3 separate regions of the Homo sapiens genome follow, and regions 2 and 3 are each linked to region 1. A link is a loop called in an ENCODE intact Hi-C map of the cell type or tissue named here. Cell type or tissue: heart right ventricle. All regions are shown on one strand. Links, peaks and the distances in the headings refer to the core of each region. The heading gives the core; the rest is flanking DNA. Region 1 holds the start of APOA5 (apolipoprotein A5). Region 2 overlaps PCSK7 (proprotein convertase subtilisin/kexin type 7). Region 3 overlaps PCSK7 (proprotein convertase subtilisin/kexin type 7).

What was found. Peaks named below come from ENCODE experiments on the same cell type or tissue, not always from the same donor. Only the 100,000 strongest peaks of a DNase experiment are listed, where the experiment ranks them.
Region 2: it touches region 1 in a loop (4-fold over the local background); 58 of 110 quality-filtered maps call a loop at or near these places.
Region 3: it touches region 1 in a loop (9-fold over the local background); 72 of 110 quality-filtered maps call a loop at or near these places.

What each region holds. Positions count from the first base shown.
Region 1 is chr11:116,788,792-116,799,115 of GRCh38, forward strand. It overlaps APOA5 (apolipoprotein A5), which reads right to left and starts at 3,088. Exons shown (of 3, transcript NM_001371904.1): 1 at 3,021-3,088; 2 at 2,795-2,906; 3 at 576-2,276. The coding sequence starts at 3,069. The coding sequence ends at 1,337. In heart right ventricle, for the core only: CTCF peaks have their summits at 2,618 and 2,825; a DNase peak (open chromatin) is centred at 2,630; H3K4me3 peaks cover 641 bases.
Region 2 is chr11:117,219,348-117,223,406 of GRCh38, forward strand. PCSK7 (proprotein convertase subtilisin/kexin type 7) reads right to left here. Exons shown (of 17, transcript NM_004716.4): 9 at 3,861-3,961; 10 at 244-411. Among named protein-coding and RNA genes, the nearest start is that of PCSK7, 11 kb to the right of the region's middle. RefSeq lists an enhancer at 1-315. In heart right ventricle, for the core only: no CTCF peak of the experiment used is centred there; DNase peaks (open chromatin) are centred at 1,414, 1,804 and 2,674; H3K4me3 peaks cover 997 bases; H3K27ac peaks cover 2,500 bases.
Region 3 is chr11:117,224,305-117,230,530 of GRCh38, forward strand. It overlaps PCSK7 (proprotein convertase subtilisin/kexin type 7), which reads right to left. Exons shown (of 17, transcript NM_004716.4): 2 at 6,045-6,164; 3 at 5,073-5,552; 4 at 3,912-4,046; 5 at 2,853-3,018; 6 at 1,627-1,717; 7 at 397-451. The coding sequence starts at 5,540. Among named protein-coding and RNA genes, the nearest start is that of PCSK7, 4.7 kb to the right of the region's middle. In heart right ventricle, for the core only: a CTCF peak has its summit at 2,319 (motif pointing left); a DNase peak (open chromatin) is centred at 2,267.

The sequences.
Region 1 (10,324 bases), core at 1,093-3,592:
AGGTGCTGAGAACCCGGGGACAGTAGGCTGAGCTGGGAGGAAAGGGGGCCGGACAGGGAAGTCCAAAGACAAGGAGCTGTGTTTACCCTTTCCACGTCCTCCACCACACCCCAGTTTCAGTTCCCAGGGGATCTATAGGGAGCATTGGTGCCCCTGAGTGAGGGGAGTCCCCAGAAGAGAGTCCGGCATAAAAAGAGGCCATTCAAACTCTAGAACAGCAGGAACAAAGGAGGCAGCCCACCTCAGGAATCTTAGGTCCACCAGGGCCACAGCTCTTCCAGACACAGCCTGCATTCCATGCACAGTGTCCTGTGGGGGAGCAGGCTAGTGAACAGTGCAGGTGCAGAGGAAGGGCCCGTAACCCAGGCCCTCCTGCCAGGTGTGACAGACAGCCGTTGTCTAGCCAGGATCCCTGAAGCAGAGCCCAGCCAGACCCCCTTTGACAGACCTGGACTGGGAGTGGGTGGATGAGAAAGAGCAGCAAGGGAATGGAGTGGGTGATGGGTGTGCTTTGGGGATAGTGGTGAGGCCACTGCTTTCAGACATGGTCCAAATGAGAGTCACGCCAGGCAAACTTCTATCATAAACATCTATTTCATTTGAGCCAGAAGTCTAGGCTTCAACTTGGGAACCCAGAGGGAGGGGCTGGAGATGGGGAGAGCACACAGTATGCTCCCCAGAGGGTTTAAGGAGCTCCCACAGTTGGGAGGGTTCAGTCCCTTATTTAGGTGTAGAGCTATGTCAGGAAACATGGGCTCTGCCCTCTCCTATCACAGCCCACACCTTTCGTACCCACCAGCATCAGAGCCAGCAGGGATATTCACACACCATCACATGTTCTCCCCATGATATTCTCTTTCTCCCTTCTATTCCCCTGATAGCTGCCATGGCAGCCCTGGGGAGACAAGTGCTCCTCTCTGTGGACCAGCTGTAGCAGTGGCCACCAGGCAGCCAGAAGTGACTAGAGCCAAACTCCAGGATGTAGTGGCACAGGCTTCCAGCATCACGGCAAACAGGCTTGCAGATAATCACCCACATGCATGGTGCCTCTCCCTCCCTACTCCCTCACCCTTGAATGGAGTAACTCATGAGCATTCCCAAATGAGCACTGGGAGGCTGGGTTTGCAAAGCCTGGTGAATGTAATGCATCCAGATTGGGGAGTCGCAGGAGGCTGGATGTGCAGGAGACAGCAGCCCCTTTGGTGGCCTCCCTGTCCTGCACAGGACCTTCCACCCTCCACCCAACAGGCCACTTTCAAGGACTGAACCATGCTAGAGGCTCAGAGCCAAGGCTCCCCAGACAAGGAGCTGGGAATGGGCCTGGGCAGGTAGATCCTCAGGGGTCCCCCAGATGGCTGTGGCCCTGGTCATGAAGGCTGTGAGTGATGTCTTCCCACAGGTCATCCAGACGGGCCTGCAGCTTGCTCAGAACCTTGCCACTGTCTGTTTGTTGAAACTCTGGGGCGAAGGCACTGTGGCCTGGTGGAGGTGGCGCCAGCTGCTGCTGGACCTCCTCAGTCTCCTGGTCGATGGCGCGAGTGAAGGCAGCTATCTGCAGGTAGGTGTCCTGGCGGAAAGCCTGAAGTCGCTGGCGCACCTCCTCGGAGAGCATCTGGGGGTCCGGGCCGGCCCCTTCCTCAGTCCCAGTGCCTGCAAAGGCTCTGCTGAGCTCTTCGCGCAGCTGGTCCAGGTTCTGCTGGATGCGTGCGTGCAGGGCCTTGGCCTTGAGCGTGAGCTTCCGGGAGAGCACCTGCACGCAGCGACTGAGGCGCGCGGGGCTGGCGGGGGCGTGCGGAGCCACACTGCGGTGCAGCTCCTGCACGTGGCGCCCGATGCCGCTCACCAGGCTCTCGGCGTATGGGTGGAAGAGCTCTTTGAAGCGGCCGGTGTGGTGCACCACGCGGCTCTGCAGTCCCTGCAGCAAAGCCCAAGCCTCGTCCACGCCCCCCAGCAACTGGGCCTTGGTGTCTTCCCCCACCACGCGCAACTGCTCCTGCAGCTCCTGCACGCGCAGGGCCACCTGCTCCATCAGATCCATCGTGTAGGGCTTCAGTTGCTGCCGCAAGCCCTCCAAATTCCAGCCCACCAGCTCGTGCGCCTCTGCCATGTAGGGCTGGAGGCGAGCCTTCACCTCCTCCAACTCCTCCTGCAGCTGCCGCCGCATGCCCACCGGGTCCTGTGGGAGCCGAGGAGCCTCGCTCCCACTCAGAGGCCTCAGCTTTTCCAGGAACTTGTTCATATTGTTGAGGTCTTGCTCAAGGCTGTCTTTCAGGGTCCTGGAGAAGGGGACAGATATCCAGGCCGTCAGACTGCTAGCCTCCATCATCTCCTTTGTCCCCAAGTCATCGCGCACTGATCCTCTGGGGGAACCAAGGACGCAGGGCGTTGGCCCCAGGGTCGAGGGCTCTTGTCCTAGCCCTGGCCAGTAACAACTCACGCACGAAGCACAAACACATTGCCCATACAAATCCAGACCTACAACACTCTCCAAAGAAACATAGATGCGCCACATCATCCTTTGATTCTGGGGACTGCAGCGGGCGTCCTCCCGATTGATCCCAGGTCCCGCGCCTCAGTGAGCAAGGGGGCAACAGCTACGGAGTTGTCAAGGCGGGGGCTGCAGGCAGAGGGCGCTAAAGAGCCCAGGATGGCCGGGATCTGCAGACAGAGCTAGCACCGCTCCTTTCCTCTGTCCCAGCAGCGGCCACAGAGGTTGAGGCAGCAGAGGCAGGTCATCATGGCATGGCCCAGCTGTCTCCTCCCTTCGCCTACACCCCTTCCCCTGGGCACTCACGCGGGCTCGCGAGCCATCTTCTGCTGATGGATCTGCTCCACCCTGCCTTTGTCCCCGCTGGTCTGGCTGAAGTAGTCCCAGAAGCCTTTCCGTGCCTGGGTGGCCGAAAACGCTGTGGAGAGGGACTAGGTAATCAGGGCCTGGGCTCTCCTCCCCCAGGGTGGACAGGGCCCTCTGGCCAGCCTCCACCCACACCCCCACGTTGAAGTCAGGGTCGGAGACCCACCTGAAAGAAGAGCCAGAGCCCAGGTGAGCACGGCAGCCATGCTTGCCATTACCTGCTCTGAGAAGACAGGTGGAGGGAGGCCTGGTTAGGGGAAGAAGGAGACGAAGGGACATGGCGCAGGGGACTTGCCCAGGGGGCCTCTGCAGGGGCAACTGCCCGAAATCCTGTTACCCCTTCCTTGGGCTGGGGAGCACAGAGCTGTTGGGGCTCAAGAGGACTGACCTAGGTGAGTCAAGGAGGCTAGGGTGTCTTCCTCAGACATGGGAAGAGGGCGTGCTCTTGCTACCTCAGTCACATAGCAGGGAGCGTGGTGCTCTAACCCCTTCGCAAAGGTCCCAGACCCCAGGAACAGTTCTCTAGGCCACTTCTACCACCTCTCCCCTGCCCACCTGTCTCCCTCCCTCCCATTTCATGGTGGAAAAACTGAGCCATAATGAGGGCGAAGAGGCAACTCTGCCAAAATGTTCCAAGAGGACGTCTTAGGGGCCACCCCAGGCTCTCCCCTGAGGCCACCTGCAATGCCCTCCCTTAGGACTGTGACCCCCATCCCTCTGCCCCAGCTGCTCACCTGCTCACGTCTGGGCACAGAGAGCAGACATTCTGCTTTATACTCCAGGGCCCTGAGCCTCTGGCACCAATTGCTCTGAGTAAATACCACGTGGAAGTTCAAAAGAAGTTGACCTCAGCTGCCTCCCAGCACTCACCTCCTGCCCTTTCCCTGGCACCCAGAGGGTTAATGAGTGCCCTGGTATCAGGGGCTGCCCCAGTAGAGAAGTGCTTCCCAGGAGCTTTACGGGGGATGGGGCTGAACTCCTCACCCAGTTTCTCCCAAACCCCATGACCTTTAACCTTCCCACTGACCTGCTGGCTGGCCCACCAACAGAGAAGAACCTGTTTGTCTGCCAAGGGCCCCTCTCTTACACAACTACCCAGAGTCACTGTGTCCCAGCCGGCAAGATGGACAGTGTTCACCTACCAGCCAGAACCCGAGCAGCCCCTGAAAGCTTCACTACAGGTTCCGCAGGCATCCTCAGCCAGCATTCATAGGGTTAAAGACCAACCACATCCCTCTTTATGAAACAATCCTGGAACAAGCAAGGGAAGCCAGGCAGGGTGAAGATGAGATGGCAAGAGGCATCTGGGCCAGGGACTCTGAGCCCCAGGAACTGGAGCGAAAGTGAGATTTGCCCCATGAGGAAAAGCTGAACTCCACTCGCAGGGCCTCTGAGGAGAGCAAGCCCAAATGCTCAGATCTTCTCTGATGACACACCCACTCCGTCTACAGTACTCATACACACGTTCACAAGCTCCCGATTCTTGGTCCTAAATGCATCTTGAATCAATCCCCTCTCCTCCATTTCCACTACCATCATTGCACCAGTTGTCTGTCACCTTGATTGCATTCATAGCCTCCAACAGGTCTTTCTACCACACTCCTGCCCATTTAATTCATCCTCCACTGTGGCTCATCCTGACTCATTTCCAGTCTCATCTGCTGCCACATAAAACCACGGCATTCCCTGAGCCTTTATACAGGCTTCCCTCTGCTTGAAATAGCCTATCCCCTGGTGAATATATATTCATTTTTTAGAGTTAGTTTGTATTAGTTAGAATTAGACTTGGCTGCAAGGGACATATATATGTGTGTATATATATACACACACACATGTATATTTTATATTCTTGCATACATATATGTATATATATGTGTGTGTGTATATATACACATATATATATACAAGATACTGCTCTTACCACTCATACTGACATCCCATTGGCCACAAGTTAGTCACATGGCTACACTTAGCTGATATATATGTGTATATATATATGCAAGAGAATAGCTTAAACAAAATGGAGTCTTATTTCCTTCTCATGTAAATGTAGGCCAGCTCGGGCTGCTTTTATCTTGTTGCACTATTATCATCAACAAGACGCTCATATCCAAGTTCCAGCTGCTTCACCTCCAGCTACCAAGTTCACCTCCCAGGGAACAGGAAGGAGGAAAAGGAGAAGGACATGTTCCTTCCTTTTAAAGACACATCCCAGATATTGCCATTACCACTTGTACTGACATCCCATTGGCCACAACTTAGTCACATGGCTACACTTAGCTGAAAAGGAGGCTGGGAAATATAGTTTTTATTTTGGATGGCTGTATGCCTAGCTGAAAAAGGACTCTATTACTCAGGAAGAAGAGAAGAAAGGATTTGAGGGAACAGTAGTAGCCCCTGCTACACAGCTCCAGTATCACTCTGAATGCCTTCTTCGGCCTTCACCTTTTTCTGCTCTGGAGATAAACTGATTCCACATTATTCACACAACACTGTATATTCCTGGATTATAGCACTTACTATCTAACTGCACAATAATTTGTTGATGAATCCGAGAGCTCTTTGAGTGCAGGGGCTTTTTCTTATTCATCTCTATATCCACTAGTATGTTTTGCACAGTGCCTACCTACTACATACAAAGTTAAGTGACTGAATTCAATCATTCATTTGATTTAGGAACTGAGGTTTGAGGAGATCAAGTGGCCTGTCCATCATCACGCAGTAAGAGTTGCAACCAGAATCAGAACCCAGGTGCTTGGCTCTGGTGGTTCAAGAGAGCAGACTATGACCAAGTCACAAAGGGGCTTGTGCAAGCAGTCACTGAAAGGTACATGATGGAGAGATCACTCAGGAGGGTGGCCAGAGAGAAGGCAGAGGAACTATTTAGGGATATTTTAATAATCCAAGTGAGAAATGAAGGCCTGAAGTATGGCATAGCAGTGATGGTTGATAGGTAAGTATATATTGAGGGCTACTAAGGCAGCAGAGTTGATAGCACTTGGTGACTGATTGGATGAGGAAGGTGAAGGAGAGGAAAAAATCCCAATGATTCCCAGGTTTCTGAGCAACTAGGGGGATGATATTTTCTTTCACCAAAAAAAATAAGCAGGTTGGGACAGGAAGTGAGAGCTCAGATTAACAGGAGTCCTAACTCGAACCTAAGCTGGGTTTCAGATAGGCATAGGGCAAGCCCAGTTGAGGTCTATTTGCTTAATGGCTAAGAAGCCTCCTAAGAGAAAATTCATTTGAAAGGAAAAAAAGCAACAGGAGCTACCATCCAGTCACAAAACCACAGTCATGAAAAGAGAAGAGAGACTCAGAGTATTTGGGAAGGGAACATTTCCAGGGGTTGAAAAAATGTGGGAGTGGAGAGCCACTGAAATTGACTTTGGGTGATTACTTGTACCCACAAGCTAGTGTGGCCTTGTGCCCAAAGGCTGTCCACTGGAGATGTTCTGGCAGTTGGATACATATGTCTCAAGCCCAGGAGAGAAGTCTCGGCTGGAGACTGAGTTTTGGGAGTCATCAGCAGATAGGAGCAGTGGAAGACTTGGGAGTAGATGAAATCTCTAGGGAGAGTACATGGCAGGAGAAAAGAAAAACGCTGAGGTCAGAAAACACCAGTATTGGCCGGGTACAGTGGCTCACGCCTGTAATCCCAACACTTTGGGAGACCGAAGCAGGCGGATCACTTGAAGCCAAGAGTTTGAGACCAGCCTGGCCAACACGGTAAAACCCTGTCTCTACTAAAAATACAAAAAAAATAGCCAGGTATGATGGCACACGCCTGTAATCCTAGCTACTTGGGAGGCCAAGGCTGGAGGAGTGCTTGAACCTGGGAGGTGGAGGTTGCAGTGAGCTGAGATAGGGCCACTGCACTCCAGCCCGGGTGACGGAGCGGGACTCCATTTCAAACAACAACAACAACAAAAGAAGCCTTTGGCAGAGAAAATTAACGCTTTCCAAAGATCCATGTGCTGTGCTGTACTTCCCAGACTCCTTTGCAATTAGATTGGGGCCATACAGTTAGTTCTGGCCAATGGGCTGTGAGCAGAACAAAATGGGTTACTTCTGTTTGAGGACAATGAAGAGTGGATGTGAGTTCTCCATATTTTTTCCTTCCTTCCCCTACAGTGGAAGCAAAGAACTCCAAGCTGGCACTATTACAAGAGGGAGAGGGTCTATATTCTGAGTTAGTGCTTGGAGCAGCACCTCCCACCTAAAAGAGGGGCAGAGAAGTAGAAGTATAATCAAAATAAAGAAGAATCACAGAAAGAAAATATATTAGTTAAATTATATATTTGGCTGCTCTGAGAGAGACCCAAAATAACAGTGGCTTACAAAAGCTGGAAATGTATGTTTTCTCCCATACAAAACTTCACGCTGGTATGGGAGCACTGCTCCACAAAGCTGTCCAGGGTCCTAAGTTCCTTCTGTCTGGAGGTTCTAATATCCCTATGTGTTTCCCTTGTCCACATGATCTAAGATAGCTTACCACCATGTCCACATCCAGCCACTGGAAAGGGGGCAGGGTGGAGGAGAGGAGAGTGTAGAATGTACTCTCCTTTCTTTCTTTTTTTTTTTGAGATGGAGTTTCGCTCTTCTTGCCCAGGCTAGAGTGCGATGGCACAATCTCGGCTCATCACAACCTCCACCTCCCAGGTTCAAGCGATTCTCCTGCCTCAGCCTCCTGAGTAGCTGGGATTACAGGCATGCGCCACAACGCCCAGCTAATTTTGTATTTTTAGTAGAGACGAGGTTTCTCCATGTTGGTCAGGCTAGTCTTGAACTCCCGGCCTCAGGTGATCCGCCCACCTCGGCCTCCCAAAGTGCTGGGATTACAGGCGTGAGCCACTGCACCCAGCCACTCTCCTTTCTTTTAAGGACAAAACCTAACTTCTTCTCCCATCTCACTGGTCAGAACTACTTGTAAGGAAGGTTAGGAAATGTCATCTTTGTTTTGAATGGGCCTGAGCTCAATGATCAGTTAAAAATCAGGGATTCTACCCTCATACATTGCTGGTGGGATTGTACAATGGTGCAATTTCTTTGGAAAACAGTTCGGCAGTTCATTAATGGTTAAACATGGAGGAGTTCTCCTATGACTCAGCAATTCTACTCCTAGGTATAAAACCAAGACACATGAAAATACACATCTGCACAAAAACTTGTGCATTAATGTTCATGGCAACATTATTCATAACAGTCAAGAAAATGGAAACAACCCAAATGTCCATCAATTGATGAATGGATAAACAAAATGTTACCTATCCATATAGTGGAATATTATTTGGCAATAAAAAGGGTTGAAGTACTGATACCTGCTACACCACAGATGAACCTGGAAAACATTATGCTAGGGGAAAAAAGCCAGTCACAAAAGACTACATGTTGTAAAATCTCATTTGTATAAAATGTCCAGAAAAGACAAATAGGTAGAGACAGAAAGTAGACTGGTGGCTGCCTAGGGCTATTGAGGGGAGGGGAGGTTGATTGGGGAGAAATAGTGAATAACTGCTAATGGGTGTGGGGTTTCTTTGTGGGATGATGAAAAAAGTTCTAAACTTAGTTTGTGGTGATAGTTGTACAAATCTGTGAATATACTAAAAACCATTCAATTGTAGTGAATGTTATGGTATGTGAATTATATCTCAATAAAGATATTTCTAAAATCAGGGATTTTATAACTGAGAAAGAAGGGAAGAATAAAGTTGCAGAGGAGACTTGCAGCCTCTGCCACACCAAGGACGAAAAGGTTTCAAGAGTGAAGAATTAATGGCTTCCCACCATGGCAGACTGAGCTGAGCTGAGGCTGTGTTTTCAATGCTTTTCTATCTCTACTCTTTTTTTTTTTTTTTTTTTTTTGAGACAGAGCCTTGCTCTGTCACCAGGCCATACAGTGGTGTGATCTCGGCTCACTGCAACTACCGCCTCCCGGGTTCAAGCGATTCTCTTCCCTCAGCCTCCCAAGTAGCTGGGAGTGCACACCACCACACCCAGCGAATTTTTGTATTTTTAATAGAGATGGAGTTTCACCATGTTGGCCAGGCTGATCTCAAACTCCTGACCCCAAGTGATCCGCCCACCTAGGCCTCCCAAAGTGCTGGGATTACAGGTGTGAGCCATCCCCCTGGCCTCTATCTCTACTCCTAAAAGAACCATTTCTGACCACTTAACACCCATTAGAATGTTATTTTAAAAAATAAAATAAAAGCCAAAAATAGCAAGTGTGGGTGAAGATGTGGAGAAGCTGGACCGCTTGTACGCTGCTGCTGGAAAGGTAAAATGGTGCAGCTATGGTGGAGAACAATACGGCAGTCCCTCAAAAAATTTAATCTAGAATTACCTTATGACCCAGCAATTCCACCTCTGGGCATATATCCAAAAGATAAAAGCAGGGACTGGAGCAGATATTTGTATGCTCGTGTTCCTAGTAGTATTATCCACAATAACCAGGGGGTGGAAACAACCCAAATGTCCATTGACAGATGAATGAATAAACAAAATGTGGTATATACAGACAACAAAATATCACTTAGCCTTAAATAATGACAATCGGGGGCCAGGCATAGTGGCTCACGCCTGTAATCCCAGCACTTTGGGAGGCCGAGACGGGCAGATCACTTGAGGCCGGAAGTGCAAGACCAGCCTGGCCAATATGGTAAAACCCCGTCTCTACTAAAAATACAAAAATTAGCCAGGTGTGGTGGTGCATGCCTGTCATTCCAGCTACTTGGGAGGCTGAGGCACGAGAATTGCTTGAACCTGGAAGGCAGAGGCTGCAGTGAACTGAGATTGTGCTACTGCCCTCCAGCCTGGGTGACAGAGCGAGACTGTGTCTCAAAAAAAAAAAAAAAGAAAAGAAAAGAAAAGGAAATCTGACACATGCTATAACGTGGATGACCCTTGAAGACATGATGCTAAGTGAAACAAGCCAGTCGTAGAACGACACATACTGTGATTCTGAGGTATCCAGAATAGTCAGATTTGTAGAGACAGAAAGTATAATTCTGGTTTCTAGGAGAAGTGAGGAAGGAGAAGGTATTGGTTAATAGGTACAAGTTTCTGTTTGGGAAGATTAAAAGTTTCTGGAGCTAGATAGTGGTGCACAACAGTGTAAATGTATTTAGTGCTACTGGGCTATATACTTAGCTACAATGTACAATAGCTACAATGGTAATTTTTATGTTATGTATATTTTGCCACAATTTAAAAAGGAATTTCTCATACTCTAATGGTTTTTTGCTGATAACCCAAACTTAAAGAGCCTGTGCTGTAAAATACAACTGCGCTGGATTGTCTTTTTGCAAATAGCATTATCAGTGCCCTTTCTAAGGTCTTTTATGAGATGCAGAGGGGACACTTGGAACTATTAATACATTTTCTAGAATCCCTTCTCTATATGAGCCTAGGTTAGAGTCAGCCAGCGTGAGACGGAAGAGGAGAGGCCATTATGTTTCAATGCCGGTT
Region 2 (4,059 bases), core at 236-2,735, 430 kb after region 1:
CTGGCTTGCTTCTAGAGAAGGGGCCAGGAGGCACAGCCAGAGCTCCCCTTTGCAGATAAAATGAGTTTAGGCCTGTGGTCTTTGTGGGGTCCCCACACCTGTTCTTTACATATGCAACTCTGAAAGGGACTCTGAAAGAGACTTAGTATCTAACATTTGGGACATTGAGAATCTAAGGCCACCTGATACCCGAACTCTGGAGCAGGCTGGGCCAGGCCACTTGTCTACCTGCTGGTATCTCACCCGGGTGGCTGTGAAGACAATGATGTGCTGGACGTCACGCCACGTGAGGCAGGGCCGCACCTGCAGCATTAAGGCTATCATGCCAGCTGCCAGAGGCGCTGCAGCTGAGGTCCCTGTGTGGCCCTCAGTGCAGCCAGTGCCCTTCTGAAGGTCCCAGTCAGTGGTCACCTGGAAGTGAAACAGGAAAAGGAAGTAGGTTAGAGACTGAGTTCAAGCTGGGGACAGTGGTGTGCACCTATAGTCCCGGCTACCTGGGAGGCCCAGGCAGGAGGATTGCTTGAGCACAGGAGTTATGACTGTGCCACTGCACTCCAGCCTAGGTGGCTGAGTGAGAACCCATCTTTAAAAAATAAAAAAAGAATATTTTTTAAAAAAGAAGCTAGAGACTGAGTTCAAAGTTGTTATGGGGGAAAGGTACAGGGCTGGTCCTCAGAACAGGTCTCACAGGTGGACCCTTCCTTTGTTAGAGCTGAATCTTTGACCAGAGAAGGACCCAATAGCAGGGCAGGGCAAAGGAAACCCTAACCCTCCTGGCCTCCTAACAGAATATCTGGAGAACAGAGACAAAGATAATAAAAGTTACTTTTGAGGGTGTGGTTGTTGGCAAAAGGAGGCAGAGATAGGAAAGGGCTCCCATCCAGTGCAGATAAGGGTTTCCCAACTCTTTTCTTTTTTCTTATTTTTCCTTGTCGCCTAGGCTGGAGTGCAGTGGTAAGATCATAGCTCACCACAGCCTCGAACTCCTGGGTTCCAGCGATCCTCCTGCTTCAGCTTCCCATGTAGCTGGGACTACAGGCGTGTACCACTGCACCACACTAATATTCTTATTTTTTGTAGAGACAGCATCTCACTATGTTGCCCAGGCTGGTCTCGAACTCTTGGCCTCAAGCAATCTTCCTGCCTTGGCCTCCCAAAGTGTCGGGATTAACAGGCATGAGCCACCATGGGGGGGCCTCCCGATTTTTGCTCCTAATATTCTTGCTCCCATTCCTAAATTCTCTATCCCAACTCCCAACTCCAAACCCTTCAACCCCCACAACCAAGCTAGACAGAGGAAGTGGCCAGGGGAGCTACTGGGCCCAGCTGGAGCTGGGACAACACTGACGGCACTATTCAAGGAAATCCAATTTGGCAGCTCCGCGACAGGGGCTGGAATGATGTCGGCGTGAACACAGGGAGTGTGTTCCAGCAAGAGAGGACTGTGTCCTTGCCCACCCCCGAGCCCTGCATGGACTCAGTGTCTATAAGGCCCGCCTGCCCGGCTCTACAGCTCTCAACAGGACAAGCTGCCTCACTGCTCTGGGCCAGATGCCATGAAACCCCTTCTCTCTGTGTGGTTCTGAGGTGGGGAGCGAGAATGGGGCAAGGGGAGGCAGTGACTGCCTGGCATCGAGCTCTTTTGGGGCTGTCATCACCCCTGGAGACTCAGAGGGTTTAGCTGAGGCGGGCCCTGCCTAAATCTGCTCCACTCTATGGCACTTGGATCGTTGGCCCATGGTGTCAGTGCTAACACCGGAGAATTTCTTTCTTCCAAACTTCTCTTCTGGGTCAGATACCAGGGTGGCGACTTCTGCCAAGAGCTGCCCTTTCTCCACTGTACTCACTGCTTCCCTCCCAGCTGTTAGAGCAGCTGCCAAGAGATGTAATTTTCACCCAGCCATGGCGCACTCCCAGAAAAAAAAGGGAAAAGCACTCTCCAAGTGGTTGTCTCAATGAGAGTGGGAGCCTGGTTTATGCAAGGGAGCGGGTTGATTTTTTTTCCTGTTAAGGAAACAGCCTTGCAGTGATAGTCTGAAGTGTGGCTGTGAAGCCCACGAACTTGTCTATGGTGGCAGGAGCCACAGGCAGGCATTGAAAAGTCCAGAGAAGCTTTGCTTCCCCAGGGAGCCAAATGGTGGGAAGCATATGCCCCCAGCCTCTGCCCTCAGAAAGACAGCTCTACCCAGCTGCCCTGGTCATTGACTAGAAACTGGCAACAAGAAGTTTCCATAGCAAGGACATTCCAAAGATGGGAACTCTGCTAAACACACTCTCTCTTCATTTCTGGGCAAATTACAGTTCAGATGGAAGAGGGTGGTGAGGGTGAGAAGCTGAGGTGAGTTAAAATGAGAAAGGCCAGGTACAGCAGAGCAAGAGTGACAATTATGTTGTAGAACCTTCTTAGGTCCCTGGCCTGGGCAGGGCGAGCTGGGTTCCCTAGAGTTCTGCTAGAGGGTGGAGTTTGGTATGTTCCTGTTCTTCCTCCTAACCCAGCCTGGCCTGCAGTGGGTGCCCTCTGTGCACACAGCCCAGCCTCTCTTCCCTCTCTACTTTAGTCCACTCCCTTTTCTCTTCTCCCTGGGGCTGGGAGGAGGGGGTAGTAGGGGTCAACTGGCACAGAGCCTTGGAACATTGTGTTGACCAGAAGTCATTTATTGGCATAACAAAATTTTAGTTTTGGAAAATAAATTTGACCCAGCAGGAAGACAAAGCAGCCTAATTCCCAATGGCCCCAGAGAGATCTCCCGACTCAGCCACTGGAGAAATTTGATACCACCTGGCTCCAGCCCAGCTCCTGCCTAGAGCCTCCTATGCCCACACTATATGGTTGCGGGCAACAGGGACAGGCAGGGAGCTCTAGGAAGATGGTCTAGAGGCCTGCCTTAAACCTGCTGGGATGGCGCTAAGCCCAGCTGGGTGTAGGCGATCGTCTTCAAATTCTTTAAATGGGTTCCACAGGTTAGAGAAGCTCCATGACCCTGCTCGAATTTCATTTGCTATGGCTCCAATTATAGCTCCAGAGAAAGAGCTCTCTCTGGTGTTGACATGAGACATTCCCCCACTCCTCTTCCCACTCATCCCATAAAAACGACAACCAGACTAGCTTTCCTCCTGAAGATGCACATGACCAGAACTCACAGTATTTACCTAAGAGCTGAAGGGCAATGGAATTAGGAGTTTTTTTTAAGTCCACAGAAATTAGCAAAAGCCCAAATTTTACCAAAGGAAGACACTGCAAAGAAGTTGTTTGTGCATTTCCTTGAGTGTGAAAAAGTTGTTTAATCCATGTGACACTTAGTTTCTTTTTTTTTTTTGAGAAGGAGTCTTGTTCTGTCACCCAGGCTGGAGTACAGTGGTGCAATCTTGGCTCACTGTAACCTCCGCCTCCTTGTTTCAAGCGATTCTCCTGCCTCAGCCTCCCAAGTAGCTGGGATTACAGATGCCCGCCACCACACCAGGCTAATTTTTGTATTTTTAGTAGAGACAGGGTTTCACCATGTTGGCCAGGCTGGTCTTGAACTCCTGACCTCAAGTGATCCATCCGCCTTGGCCTCCCAAAGTGCTGGGATTACAGGAGTGAGCCACCATGTTTGGCCCCATGTGACACTTAGTTTCTAAAAATATGTATATTCGTCCTAAATCCAAATTTCTAAGATAAAAGCATTCCCAAGATGTATTCAGAGTCCCCGAGTCTACTACTCCAAGGGTGGCATGCCTTAAGACATCCAGCTCTGTGGGGGAAGAGGAGCCTGAGTGTTGGGGCGGGGAAGCAGGGAACAGTGAGAAGCGCTGTGATGTCTGAGACGTGAAGTCTTGTGGGAAAGGGGCAGGCCGTGGAGGGCCCGGGAGGCACTCACAATGCTCCGAAGCATCTTGTCCCCACCACTGAAGGTGACTGCCAGCATGGAGGCACATTCTTCTGCATAGAAAGGCATGCGTCCCTCCTCATCCACAGCTCCTAGGGACAGAGGAGGGAGATTAGAGCTGAGATGCAGAGGGGGTCCTGTGGCAGGGGCTTGCTAATGTCAGTTATCTTGGAGTTACCATCCTGGGGGG
Region 3 (6,226 bases), core at 1,115-3,614, 440 kb after region 1:
GAAACAAAGGGAAAAAAGTTCAAAGGGCACTGGGCATGGGGGAAAGATTGGAAGATGGACCCCGCATGTGAGGGAGCTGTGAGTTGACCCAGGATGTGGGGCAGCTGTGAGTTGAATGATGACTGATGGACACCCTCTGCTTATCAGAGGACAGGGTGGGGCCAGGCATGGGAGCTGAGGATAAGATGAAAGGGAAACAATCTCAAAGCACTGTTCCATTTCCCTCTCTAGGAACAAACGTCCCCTAGGCTTCCTGCCCCGACGTTAGGTGTTCTCTTCCTGAAAGGAGACTGAGCGTGGAGGTGGAGTGGGAAGATGGGTCAACTTGCAGCAGTTCTCCCGGGACTGTATGAAGAGGGCATCCCGTTTCTCAGAGTCTTTGTGCAGGCCAGTTACCTTTCCAAGCTGATGGGGGCCATCCACTGTCTTCCCATCGTCATCTGGTCCCCAGCTGTTGAGAAATAAATACCTAGAGGGGACAGCCAGAGCCAGGCTGCGGCTACCCACCCAGCGCCTCCCAGTCTCAGCTGGCTGCCCTTTGACCTGCAGCTCTTAACTCCTCCCAAGGGTTCCACTTAAAGGCTTCCGTGATTAAAAGGCACAGGGTTCAAAGGTCCATCCCCTCTCCAAAGTGGAAAACAGAAGTGTGCTAAGGCTCTTCTTTTCCTTGTGAATGTCCCCATAGCCCATAGTGGCAGAGAGGGACAGAGGTCACTCATCTCCTGATCTAGGGATCAGAGACATGTAGACCTTTTTTTTTTTTTTTTTTTCTCCTGAAACGGCGTCTTCCTCTGTTGCCCAGGCTGAAGTGCAATGGCGCGATTTTGGCTCACTGCCACCTCCACCTCCCAGGTTCAAGCGATTCTCCTGCCTCAGCCTCTGGAGTAGCTGGGATTACAGGTGCCCACCACCAAGCCTGGCTAATTTTTGTATTTTTAGTAGAGATGGGGTTTCACCATGTTGGTCAGGCAGGTCTTGAACTCCTGACCTCAAGCAATCCACATGCCTCAGCCTCCCAAAGTGCTGGGATTACAGGCGTGAGCCACCGCACCTGGCCCAACTCGTAGGGTAGAAGGCAGAGCGCCCATGAACTTCTGTGGAAGCTCTTGGTTCTCAGGTTGAGGAGTTCTCTATTCTGTCTCTATCGGGAAGTGTACCCTGTGGATGATGTCATGGATTTAAGGGAGGTATGTCGGGGGAGGAACAGGTGCCATCAATGCCATGTGGGCCCCCAACCCCATTTCCTTCTTGTCCAGTCCAGCACAGCCATGCCCTGAAGGTGCAGTGCATTGGCGTGGGGTGGGGGATTGGTGTTGGGCATTCAGCTGGCCTGTGGATGGAGAAGAAAGCCCGCTTTCTTGCAGAGGCCTTAGGAGTTTAGAAAACAAATAAATGTGCACAGGCCAGGGCTTCTCATGTGGCAATCTGATTACGGGGGTGACGGGGGCTTAAGGTTGAGTGCCCAGTGGCTGGGAATCTAGAGAAATGAAGGCAATGGACTTATTAGCTGAACCCAATGAGGAGACCCCTGCTCCGGCCTAAGTCAGCCCACTGGTTGGGATTTTGTTGGCGGATTTGTCCCAGGTGCTCCAGGCTCTTGCCCTCTCATCTGCAGCTCTGCCTCACCTGCAGCTGTAGATGTCATTGATCTGATAGTGCTTGTTGAACGCCACTGCCTCCATGCTGTCTGTGAGAGGTCCATCCAGTACCCGGATACCTAGGCAATGAAGGCCACAGCAGCTCCTCACTAATGCTGGTCTCCTAGCCGGGGAACTGGGAGGTGGGGAGCCATATGTGGGAGACTTATTTTTCCCTACATGCTCTTTGTACATTTTGCTTTTTTTTTTTTTTGAGATAAAGTCTTACTTGTCACCCAGACTGGAGTGCAGTGGCATGATCTCGGCTCACTGCAGCCTCCACCTCCTGGGTTCAAGCGATTGTCTTGCCTCAGCCTCGAAGTAGCTGGGACTACAGGCGCATGCCACCACACCCGGCTAATTTTTGTATTTTTAGTAGAGATGGGGTTTCACCATATTGGTCAGGCTGGTCTCGAACTCCTGACCTCAAGTGATCTGCCTGCCTTGGCCTCCCAAAGTGCTGGGATTACAGGTGTGATCCCCATAGCCCCCACGCCCAGCCCATTTTGCATTTTTACACCATGTATACGTATTACTTGTCCCCCCACCAAAAAAATATATATATAGAGAGAGACAAAGTCTGGCTCTGTCGCCCAGGCTGCAGTGCTGTGGCACTTTCAGAGAAGGGACTTGGACAGGGTTTCTGGCTCCTCCGGTCTCATTTATGGAGAGCTACTGCCCTCTGCTGGAGTATAAGAGGAATAGTCTGTTCAGTCTGTAGGTTCCCAAGCACATAAGGAGTTATGGTGAGGGCTTCCCCATTCATTCCCTTCACCTTTTGCCTTGATGGACAGACGTTGAGTGTGAAAGAACCACAGAACCACCTCCAGGGAGGAATAGGGCTGCTCAGCTCCCCCAAAAGGATGGAGAGCAGCCCGTGACCATCAGTGGGACTGGGAGCTGGGGAGCTGGGGAGCTGGGAAATGCAAAGGCTGCCACCATAGACGTATCGGATCATAGAGGAAAAACCGACAAGAAGGCACTTTGTAATTTATGGAACTATAAATAGAAAAACATGTTTGAAACACCACTGCACTGAAAAATCAATGAGCTGATATGTCCTACAGACACCTATTATAAACTCACCCTTGCTCTATGCTATGTGTGTCAGCTGGGCTATGGGATAAAGATGTTTCAGAGTAGGGAGGGGTGCAGGAAATGAAGACTGTGGTCACAGGAGCAGCCTACCAAGGCTAGGCTGGAGGCACAAGTTACCTGCGATGCGGCTCCCGTAGGCCACGCCCACGGCACAGAAGCTGTTGTTGGGCACAGCCGCGATCTCTCCTGCACATCGCGTGCCATGGTGGTTGCCATTCTCCACATCCGGGTGGGGCATGGGGTCAGGGTCATTAGAGTTGAGGTCATAGCTACCCTCAGGGCTCTGAAATATTTTGGAGGTGACATGTGGTCATTCACTGGTTAGAGGGGATCAGGTCCTGGGGTTCAGGGACAGAAAGGAAATGGGAGTTTGGGAATCGAAGCTAGGGCGATAAGCTCATTTCTCATCGTTTCTGTTTTTGAGATGGAGTCTCACTCTGTTGCCCAGGCTGGAGTGCAGTGCCACAATCTCAGCTCACTGCAACAACTGCCTCCCAGGTTCAAGCGATTCTTCTGCCTCAGCCTCCCGAGTGGCTGGGACTATAGGTGAGCGCCACCACACTTGGCTAATTTTTGTATTTTTAGTAGAGACGGGGTTTCACCATCTTGGCCAGGCTGGTCTCAAACTCCTGACCTCCTGATCCGCCCGCCTTGGCTTCCCAAAGTGCTGGGATTACAGGCGTGAGCCACCGCGCCCGGACCCAATAAGCCCATTTCTATCTGCAAACCACACTGGCTAAAAGATATGAGCAAAGGACACTGGGGCAAAACTGAGAAGTGCCACAGCTCCCAGCAAACTTCTCTTGCCCATTATGCGAATGTGCCTACAGCTCCACGGCTTGGGAAACCTGGAAAAAAGGCAGGTAGGGCTCCCTAGAGGCCACGCTTTAGAGAGAGGAAGGCACTCGGATTTCCAACAAGAGGGAAGTTGCCTGCAGGGGCCACTCCTTACTCCTCAGAAAAGGACTAGAACTGAGAGCAGGATTGTTCTTAGAGTTAGAGCCACCTGCTGTGCCTTGACTGGCTAGCTAGGGAAAAGAAGAGGATGAACCCCATCCCACCTCCCAGGCTCTTTTATTTGGCCCAAAGACCTCTAGAAAAGGGGACAAGACTGAGGCAACATCAAGAAGGAGGTAAGACGTGGGGAGTGAGGGGTGTCGTTCCAGGGCCACTCACATAGTTGGGTGCAATGTCCTGGATGGTGTGTTCCACTCCGTCATCCACTACCACCACCGTCACCCCTCGCCCAGTCACATTGCGTTCCCACACACCCGTCACGTTGATGTCCCTGCCCGGGCTCCGTCGGTTATTCTGTAAGAGAGACAGGATGGGAATACAGTGACACATAGCACAGCCCAGAGGGAGATGAAGTTATAGCTAGCAGCCCCTTTTCACCCTTGGCCTCCACCAAAGAGCCAGACAGATTGCAGACCAATAGGTCAGGTGGGAACAGAGTCAAGGAGGAGCAGGTGAGAGCTCTGCCACAGCCTTGGATTCTAGGAAAGTTTGTCATCAGTCATGGGGGATTCGGGATAAAATGGTAGCTAGGGTGAAGGGTTGGATGATACACTTCTTTTTTTTTTTTTTTTTTTGAGACGGAGTCTTGCTCTGTCACCCAGGCTGGAGTGTGGAGTGCAGTGGCAGGATCTCGGCTCACTGCAAGCTCCGCCTCCCGGATTCACGCCATTCTCCTGCCTCAGGCTTCCGAGTAGCTGCGACTACAGGCGCCTGCCACCACGCCTGGCTAATTTTTTGTATTTTTAGTAGAGACAGGGTTTCACTGTGTTAGCCAGGATGGTCTTGATCTCCTGACCTCGTGATCTGCCCATCTCGGCCTCCCAAAGTGCTGGGATTACAGGCGTGAGCCACCGCACCGGGCCAGATGATACACCTCTTATGCCAATGGTAGTATCGTATCACTTATGTCATAGTGTTTACCATGTGTCAGGCATGGTTCTAAGTGCTACACATGTATACATTCACTTACCCTAACCATAACTCTATGAGGTAGGCACTATTACAATCTCCACTTTACAGATGGAGAAGCTGAGGCACAGAGTTTAAGCAGCTTGCCCAAATGCACATGCTAGTAAGTGGCAGAGCTGGACCATGAGCCCAGGCAGCCTGGCTGCACCATCTGTGCCCTGAGCACTGTAGAACACCGGCCTCTAGAAGACAGTAGAAGGGAGGGAGAGCCTAGGGAAACACCACAGAACCGGGAAATGGTCCCTCAGGCAAAGGATGGAGGTGACTGAAGAGTGATATAGTCAAAAGCCCATTAAAGAACTGGACTGGAACCTACCCACCTGAAACTGCAAACTGCAGGACTGGACTCACCAGGTGCCATTGCTGCGGGTACTTGGGGTCGTTGAAGTGGACGCTGCGCTTGGCCCGCCTTAGCAGCCTCTGCTCTGAGTGCCAGCGCACAGCTTCATGCCCAGCCAACACAGCCTCCACCTGCTGCCGGATGGCCTCCACCTCCAGGGCCGGCCTGTGCCCAGCAGGCTGGACAAAGAGGTAGTGCCCCTGAAGCTCTCCGATGCGTCCAGCATTCACCAGCCCTGCTGCCTGGGCCAAGGCATCCGCCTGCTGCTCCAGAGTCTCTTCCTCCCCGTCACCTTCCAGGCTTTCCAGGTGCACAGCCCAGCTCGGCCCCCCTGTGCCCTGGCCATCAGGCCCACCTGTCCCTGCCAGGCCCATGACCCAGGGAACCAGTAAGAAGAGCCCGGCTAATTCCAGCCAGAGGCAGGTGGGCAGGCCCAGGGGGGCATCCAAGTGTGGCACTTTCTGCCTCCCCTTCGGCATCAGAGCAGTGGACTGCAGACAAAGAAAAAGGATATGGAAGAGATCAAAGAGCTGGTAACTGCAGGAATCTGAGAGGGAGATGCTGAGCCATCCATGTGTTCCCCCTGGAAGTCCCTAAGCCATGCCTTTTAAATTGTGAAACATTTGATCTTCTCTTTTTGTTCACATTTATCCCTGACCAACAGGGATAAGCCCCCAGGTGGAGTGTGGGCCAGCACTAACACCAGCGGATGGCCTCCCACAGCAAGACAGCCAATCCTCACGACACCAGCTAATCCAGCAGGAGGTCCAGTTGCTCACAGGCACTGCGAGCAACCCCTGTTGCCACCCACAGGGCTCAAAGCACACATCGCTTCCACAAACTACTGGCTGCATCGTGACTGTTCTTTAGCAGAGACAACCCCTTCACCCCTACATTTAGAGGGGACATAAATCTTTCCCTAGCTGACTCCTCAGTCCAGTTGTCCTCAAGGCTAATTCCCCATAACAGGGCCCCGTGCCCACCTGGATTCTACATGAGGTTGAGCTCCTGGTCTGGCTAACCACGTCACACTCATGTTGTGCAAATGGAGAAAAGGCATCACTTTCACTGTGAGTAGTGTTGACTCAGCAAAGGCTACAGACCTGTGGGATCCAAGAACAGAAGAAATAATGTCCCACCAATCCCAGGGCAACAAGCTGAGGTT